Regions from separate parts of the Homo sapiens genome. Here region 1 is linked to region 2. Evidence: read pairs that join two places in POLR2A ChIA-PET (ENCODE). Cell type or tissue: endothelial cell of umbilical vein. All regions are shown on one strand. Links, peaks and the distances in the headings refer to the core of each region. The heading gives the core; the rest is flanking DNA.

Region 1 (4,008 bases), core at 953-3,452, 180 kb after region 2:
ACACACCAGTTCTCTTATAACCCTCAACCCTTTAAAGAGTGAGAAGGGGCCGGGTGCGATGGCACACACCTATAATCCCAGCACTTTGGGAGGCCAAGGCGGGTATATCACCTGAGGTCAGGAGTTCGAGACCAACCTGGCCAACATGGTGAAACCCCATCGCTACTAAAAATACAAAGTTAGCTGGGCGTGGTGGTGGGTACCTGTAGTCCCAGCTACCTGGAAGGCTGAGGCAGGAGAATCACTGGAACCTGGGAGGCAGAAGTTGCAGTGAGCCGAGATCATGCCACTGCACCCCAGCCTGGCTGACAGAGTGAGACTGTCTCATAAAATAAACAGGGGGAAGGAAGAGCCTCATCTCTAAGATGGTGTAAAGGTTCACTTACCCAATGTTAGAGCAAGTAGCAACTAGTTTTAGACTGGAATCCACCACTTATTCCCCTGATCTTTTCCAAACTTACCCAATCATTGAACATGCTTGACCCTGGGCTTCTGAGACAGGGCCTGTCACCCAGGCTGGAGTACAGTGGTATGATGATGCCTCACTATAGCCTTGACCTCCTGGGCTCAAGGGATCCTCCCACCTCAGCCTCATGAGCAGCTGGAATTACGGGTACAAGCCACTACACCTGGCTAATTTTGGATTTTTTGCAGAGATGAGGTTTTGCCATGTTGCCCAAGCTGGCCTCAAACTCCTGGGCTCAAGTGATCTGTCCGCCTCAGCCTCCCAAAGTACTGGGATTACAGGTGCCAGCTATCCGTGCCTGGCCAGTCCTGGGCTTAACTCAGCATTGCTAAACCCGCGCCCATCCCCAGGTGACCGAGGTGAGTGGTAGACACCTTAATAGCTAGCAGCTTAGCTGGGTTTCTGACGCTGCCACCTGCCACTTGACTAGTTGACAAGCTACTTTTCTTCAGGGATGTAGTCACTGTATTGCCAGCTAAGGCAAGACCAAGTTGTTTCTGGGACCTGAGGTCCTTGGGCACATAAAGAAGCCTTTTGGACTTGCTTCTGTGGAGTTTCCATTTCAGACTTAAGAGGTTTTTTTTTTGTTTTTTTTTTTTGAGGTGGAGTCTTGCTGTTGCCTAGGCTGGAGTGCAATGGCACGATCTCAGCTCACTGCAACCTCTGCCTCCTAGGTTCAAGCAATTCTCCTGCCTCAGCCTCCCAAGTAGCTGGGATTACAGGCACTTGCCATAATGCCTCGCTAATTTTTTTGTATTTTTAGTAGAGACAGGGTTTCACCATCTTGGCCAGGCTGGTCTTGAACTCCTGACCTTGTGATCCACCTGCCTTGGCCTCCCAAAGTGCTGGGATTACAGGCGTGAGCCACTGCGCCCGGCCAGACTTGAGTTTGATGGCTCACTCTTTGGGCAAGCTTCCCTGGGCTTTTCTTCCTTGCACATACCTCTGCTATTAGTCAAGCCTACGTCAGTCTCCCTTCACCTGTAAGGGATATGACGACCAGAAGACTCACCAGGCTGATACCCTGACAGTCCTGGCCTCTGGGAAACGTTTACCCACCCTCGTTAGACAAGTACGAGGGAATGAACCCAATATGAGCTCCTGCTGGGAGCTGAAGGACCCCCCCCACCCAGGGAATAGTCAACTACCCTGTAAGCACTGCCCCCCTACCCTTTTTTTTTTTTTTTTTTCTGAGACGGAGTCTGTCTCTAGTCCAGGCTGGAGTACACTGTAGCCACTACCTCCGAGGTTTAAGCGATTCTCTTGCCTCAGCCTCCCAAGTAGATGGGATTATGGGTACCCACCACCACACCAGGCTAGTTTTTGTATTTGTAGTAGAGATGGGGTTTCCCCATGTTGGCCAGGCTTGTCTTGAACTCCTGGCCTCAAGTGATCCACCTGCCTTGGCCTCACAAAGTGCTGGGATTATTGGCATGAGCCACCGTACCTGGCCAAGCCTTCTCATTTTAGACTGACATTCCATCCTGCTGCTGGGGCTAGGGGCCATTCTGACAGAGCCAGGGCTCAGTCTAGCCTTGGCCCGTCCCCAGGTCAGTTTCCCTTCATATTTCAGGCAGGGCTAAAATTCCTCCCTGCTCAACCTCGGGCAGAGCATGGCAATTCTGCCACCTTGCAGCAGAAGCCTCAGAGCCACAAGCCTCAGTCACCACCTAGTGGCCGAGTACACCAGCAGAGAAACTTGAAACCATGTAAATTCAGACTTTTAGAAACAAGCCAGTTTAGCAGTTGTCCAGCTGCCCATCTTAGCCACCTGCCCTGCAAGTAAGAAGCTTCCAAGGCCCTGTTGTCTATTCCACAAAGGAAATGTACTTTCATCCTTAGCTTCTTCCTAGTATGTTTTTCTGGTGCTAACTGGAGTCTAAGATCCCAGGGCAGTTCCCCTATAGCGGCCTTTTAGAAGCAGGGTCTAGGCTGGGCGTGGTGGCTCATGCCTGTAATCCCAGCACTTTGGGAGGCTGAGGTCAGTGGATCACCTGAGGTCAGGAGTTTGAGACCAGCCTGGCCAACATGGTGAAACCCCATCTCTACTAAAAAAAAAAAAAAAATACAGAAATTAGCTGGGCATGGTGGCAGGTGCCTATAATCCCAGCTACTTGGGAGGCTGGAATGGAAGAATTGCTTGAACCTGGGAGATGGGAAGTTGCAGTGAGCTGAGATTACGCCATTGCACTCTAGCCTGGGCAACAAGAGTGACACTCCATTTCCCCCAAAAAAAAAAAAAAAAAAGAGGGGAGTGTGATAGCTCACGCCTGTAATCCCAGCACTTGCTGAGGCAGGTGGATCACCTGAGGTCAGGAGTTTAAGACCAGCCTGACCAACATAGTGAAACCCCATCTCTACTAAATATTCAAAAATTAGCCAGGCATGGTGATTGAGTGCCTATAATTCCAACTATTAGGGAGGCTGAGGCAGGAGAATGGCTTGAATAAGGAGGTGGAGGTTGCAGTGAACCGAGATCATGCCATTGCATTCCAGCCTGGGTGACAGAGCGAGACTCTGTCCAAAAAAAAAAAAAAAAAAAGTACACAGGGTCTTGCTCTGTTGAGGGCAATAGCACCATCATAGCTCACTGCAGCCTTAAACACCTGAACTCTGATCCTCCCACCTCGGCCTCCCAAGGTGCTGGGATTACAGATGTGAACCACCGTGCCCAGCCACCCTATTGCTCTGAAATAGGGTTGTTCCTTCTTTGTGCCATGGGACATAGTCTACTGAGGCATCATCAATCCTACCTTTGAAGGGGAGCCCTCCAAGGGCTCAGACTATCTTCCATTAAACAGCACTGTTCTCTGGTCTTAGTTACCCCTCCACACCCAGAGATTGAGAAACCACCTCAGTCCATACCCATGCTGACTGCTACCACCTCTGTGAAAACTTCTCCCCATCTTCTTCCCAAATGGCCACACCTGAGGTCAATCTTGACTTCCTCCCACAACCAGGATCCTCTCCCCTAAGGAGCTATCGGTCACTGATCCGAGGGCCAGGACTCTTTTCCCAAATCTGCCCTCCTTTATCCCCAGCCCCATTGAAGCAGGGCCCACCACTGAGAGCTTCAGGCCATCTCATCAATATTAGATGCTTTTCCCTTTTGCTACCCTACTGATCTGTGTGTTGATCTTTCTCTTCCCACAAGGCAGCTGCTGGAGGAGGTGAAGTGGCATCGATGTCATCTTTGAAAAGTTTCTACTTTGTCCCTTAATGCCACCCTAACGTATGAGCCTCTGCTTCAGAGGTTTGCAAGCCTGGCTGCGTATTAGAGTCACCTAGGAGCTTAAGTGGCTTTTGATGCATTTCCAAGTAGAATAAGGTAGGTCAGTAGATGGAGGATAACAGTAAAATGCTAGCAGGCCGGGTACAGTGGCTCACGCCTGTAATCCCAGCACTTTGGGAGGCCAAGGCAGGTGGATCGTTTGAGGTCGGGTATTCAAGACCAGCCTGGCCAATACGGTGAAACCATCTCTACTAAAAATATAACAGGCACTCAGTAGTGGCGTATGCCTACAATCTCAGCTACTTGGGAG
Region 2 (3,774 bases), core at 25-2,524:
CCTGCCTAGAGAACCTTCCTAGCAAAATGACCCTAAAGCCACCTGTTTGGCTTTTTGAGACAGTGTCACTCTGTAACCCAGGCTGGAATACAGAGGCTTGATCTCTGCCCTCTGCAACCTCTGCCTCCCAGGTTTAAGTGATTCTCCTGCCTCAGCCCCCCAAGTAGCTGAGATTACAGGTGCCCATCACCATGCCTGGCTAATTTTTGTATTTTTAGTAGAGACAAGGTTTCACCATGTTTGCCAGGCTAGTCTCGAACTCCTGACCTCAAGTGATCCACCCACCTTGGCCTCCCAAAGTGCTGGGATTATGGGCGTGAGCCACGGTGCCCGGCCCACCTGTCTGGCTTTAATACCGTTCTGTTTTCTTCCAAGCTGTCTTGTCGACGGTCTCACTGATGCCTCTTCTGCATTCAAAGTTCCTCGACCCGGGCCAGATACACTCCAGTTCACAGTGGATGTCTTCCACTTTGCTAATGACTCCAGAAACATGGTAAGAGCTTTAACAGCCTGAAAGAAGGCTGAACTTGCAACCTTCATATCCTACTGAATGGGGTCACTCACTAGCTCCACCCCTAAGCAAATGACTTAGAGCTGTGTCCCAGTAACTCAAACTTACAAGTAAAGCCATGAGCTTTAGCGAGGCCTTCAAGCAGAAGGATGAACAATATGAAGCCTTAAGAGGTAGAGGCCGGGCACGGTGGCTCATGCTTGTAATCCCAATACTTTGGGAGGCCGAGGGGGGTGGATCACTTGAGGTCAGGAGTTCAAGACCAGCCTGGCCAACATAGTAAAACCCCGACTCTACTAAATATACAAAAAAAATTAGCTGAGTGTGGTGGTTGGGTACCTGTAATCCCAGCTACCTGGGAGGCTGAAGCAGGAGAATAGCTTGAACCTGGGAGGCAGAGGTTGCAGTGAGCAGAGATTGTGCCACTGCACCTCCAGCCTGAGTGACAGTGAGACTCCATCTCCAAAAAAAAAAAAAAAGGCAGGTGTTAGCCTTCCTGGAGGCTTTCTGCAGGGGCAAAGAAAACCAGTGTGAACTTCGTAGCCAGGGTGGCTTCTTGAACTTGGTCATAGGTTAGGCTAGTGATTCTGAAGGCATCATCCTCAGCTGGAGGGCTTGTTGAAATTGATGACTGGGCCCCAACCCAGGGTTTGATTCAGGTGGTCTAGTGAAGCCTAGAATCTGCATTCTTAAGTGTTGGTTCTGCCAGTCTGGGTCCTCCCCTTGAGAACCTAAACTAGAAAACTCAAATTGACACTAAGAGGGAAGGAGAAGGAAGGAATGAAGATGGGAACTGCCTAATGGCTGAGGTGGGGGAGGGATGCAGTAGGAAGTGCAGGTGCAAGGACCAACATCTAGCCGGGAAGTACTGGTAAGTGGTTAGAAGTAAATTGCCTGGTGCGGTGGCTCGTGCCCATAATCCCAGCACTTTGGGAGGCTGAGGCGGGCAGATCACGAGGTCAGGAGATTGAGACCATCCTGGTTAACACGGTGAAACCCCCTCTACTAAAAATACAAAAAATTAGCTGGGCATGATGGTGGGCACCTGTAGTCCCAGCCACTCCAGGTTCCCAGGTGCAAGTGATTCTCCTGCCTCAGTCTCCCAAGTAGCTGGGAGTACAGGTACCCGCCACCATGCCTGGCTAATTTTTTTGTATTTCTAGTAGAGACAAGGTTTTACCATGTTGTCCAGGCTGGTCCCAAACTCCTGACCTCAGGTGATCCGCCTGCCTCGGTCTCCCAAAGTGCTGGAATTACAGGCGTGAGCCACCATGCCCAGCCTCAAGTAGCTTTTAAACAAGCTCACTGAGATGAGAGGTGAGGCGGTGAGCTTAGAATAGGTGGTTAGGAAGTGATTAAAGTAGGGGTTTCCAGTGCTGGCTCTATACTAATCATCTGGAGAGGTTGTAAAAATACTGATTGTAGAGAGTCTCATACCTTCACTCTATTGGGGTAGGGCATGGTGTCACATTTTGTAACATTAACTAAATCTTCATAGGTGTTTGCTGTAAAACTCCATGAACTTCAGTGTGCACACCATCTAGGTTCTACCACCAGCATTTTTTTTTTTTTTTTGAGACAGTCTCACTCTGTCACCCAAGCTGGAATGCAATGGTGCGGTCTTGGCTCACTGCAACCTCTGCCTCCGGGTGCAAGCAATTCTGCCTCAGCCTCCTGAGTAGCTGGGATTGTAGGCGCCTGCCACCATGCCCGGCTAATCCTTGTATTTCTTAGTAGAGACAGGGATTCATCATTTTGGCCAGGCTGGTCTTGAACTCTTGACCTCATTATCCAACCGCCTCAGCTTCCCAAAGTGCTGGGATTATAGGCATGAACCACCACGCGCCCCCCGCCCCCTTTTTTTTTTTTTTTTTTTTTTTTTTTTTTTTTTTTTTTTTTTTTGAGAGGGTCTCTGTCACCCAGGCTGGAGTACAGTGGCCCAATCTTAGGTCACTGCAACTTCCACCTCCCAGGCTCAAGCGATTCTCCTGCCTTAGCCTCCCAAGTAGCTGAGATTGTAGGCATACGCCACTACTGAGTGCCTGTTATATTTTTAGTAGAGATGGTTTCACCATATTGGCCAGGCTGGTCTTGAATACCCGACCTCAAACGATCCACCTGCCTTGGCCTCCCAAAGTGCTGGGATTACAGGCGTGAGCCACTGTACCCGGCCTGCTAGCATTTTACTGTTATCCTCCATCTACTGACCTACCTTATTCTACTTGGAAATGCATCAAAAGCCACTTAAGCTCCTAGGTGACTCTAATACGCAGCCAGGCTTGCAAACCTCTGAAGCAGAGGCTCATACGTCAGGGTGGCATTAAGGGACAAAGTAGAAACTTTTCAAAGATGACATCGATGCCACTTCACCTCCTCCAGCAGCTGCCTTGTGGGAAGAGAAAGATCAACACACAGATCAGTAGGGTAGCAAAAGGGAAAAGCATCTAATATTGATGAGATGGCCTGAAGCTCTCAGTGGTGGGCCCTGCTTCAGTGGGGCTGGGGATAAAGGAGGGCAGATTTGGGAAAAGAGTCCTGGCCCTCGGATCAGTGACCGATAGCTCCTTAGGGGAGAGGATCCTGGTTGTGGGAGGAAGTCAAGATTGACCTCAGGTGTGGCCATTTGGGAAGAAGATGGAGAGAAGTTTTCACAGAGGTGGTAGCGGTCAGCATGGGTATGGACTGAGGTGGTTTCTCAATCTCTGGGGGTTGAGGGGTAACTAAGACCAGAGAACAGTGCTGTTTAATGGAAGATAGTCTGAGCCCTTGGAGGGCCCCCCTTCAAAGGTAGGATTGATGATGCCTCAGTAGACTATGTCCCATGGCACAAAGAAGGAACAACCCTATTTCAGAGCAATAGGGTGGCTGGGCACGGTGGTTCACATCTGTAATCCCAGCACCTTGGGAGGCCGAGGTGGGAGGATCAGAGTTCAGGTGTTTAAGGCTGCAGTGAGCTATGATGGTGCTATTGCCCTCAACAGAGCAAGACCCTGTGTACTTTTTTTTTTTTTTTTTTTTTTTGGACAGAGTCTCGCTCTGTCACCCAGGCTGGAATGCAATGGCATGATCTCGGTTCACTGCAACCTCCACCTCCTTATTCAAGCCATTCTCCTGCCTCAGCCTCCCTAATAGTTGGAATTATAGGCACTCAATCACCACGCCTGGCTAATTTTTGAATATTTAGTAGAGATGGGGTTTCACTATGTTGGTCAGGCTGGTCTTAAACTCCTGACCTCAGGTGATCCACCTGCCTCAGCAAGTGC

What was found. ChIA-PET counts read pairs that join two places held together with the same protein. Peaks named below come from ENCODE experiments on the same cell type or tissue, not always from the same donor. Only the 100,000 strongest peaks of a DNase experiment are listed, where the experiment ranks them.
Region 1: POLR2A ChIA-PET joins it to region 2 with 12 read pairs; 3 of 35 experiments call an interaction of 5 or more read pairs at or near these places.

What each region holds. Positions count from the first base shown.
Region 1 is chr7:76,611,870-76,615,877 of GRCh38, forward strand. All of the region lies in intron 4 of POMZP3 (POM121 and ZP3 fusion), which reads right to left. All of the region lies in intron 2 of LINC03009 (long intergenic non-protein coding RNA 3009), which reads left to right. Among named protein-coding and RNA genes, the nearest start is that of POMZP3, 13 kb to the right of the region's middle. In endothelial cell of umbilical vein, for the core only: no CTCF peak of the experiment used is centred there; a DNase peak (open chromatin) is centred at 2,128.
Region 2 is chr7:76,433,663-76,437,436 of GRCh38, forward strand. It overlaps ZP3 (zona pellucida glycoprotein 3), which reads left to right. Exons shown (of 8, transcript NM_001110354.2): 5 at 376-493. Among named protein-coding and RNA genes, the nearest start is that of ZP3, 11 kb to the left of the region's middle. In endothelial cell of umbilical vein, for the core only: no CTCF peak of the experiment used is centred there; no DNase peak of the experiment used is centred there.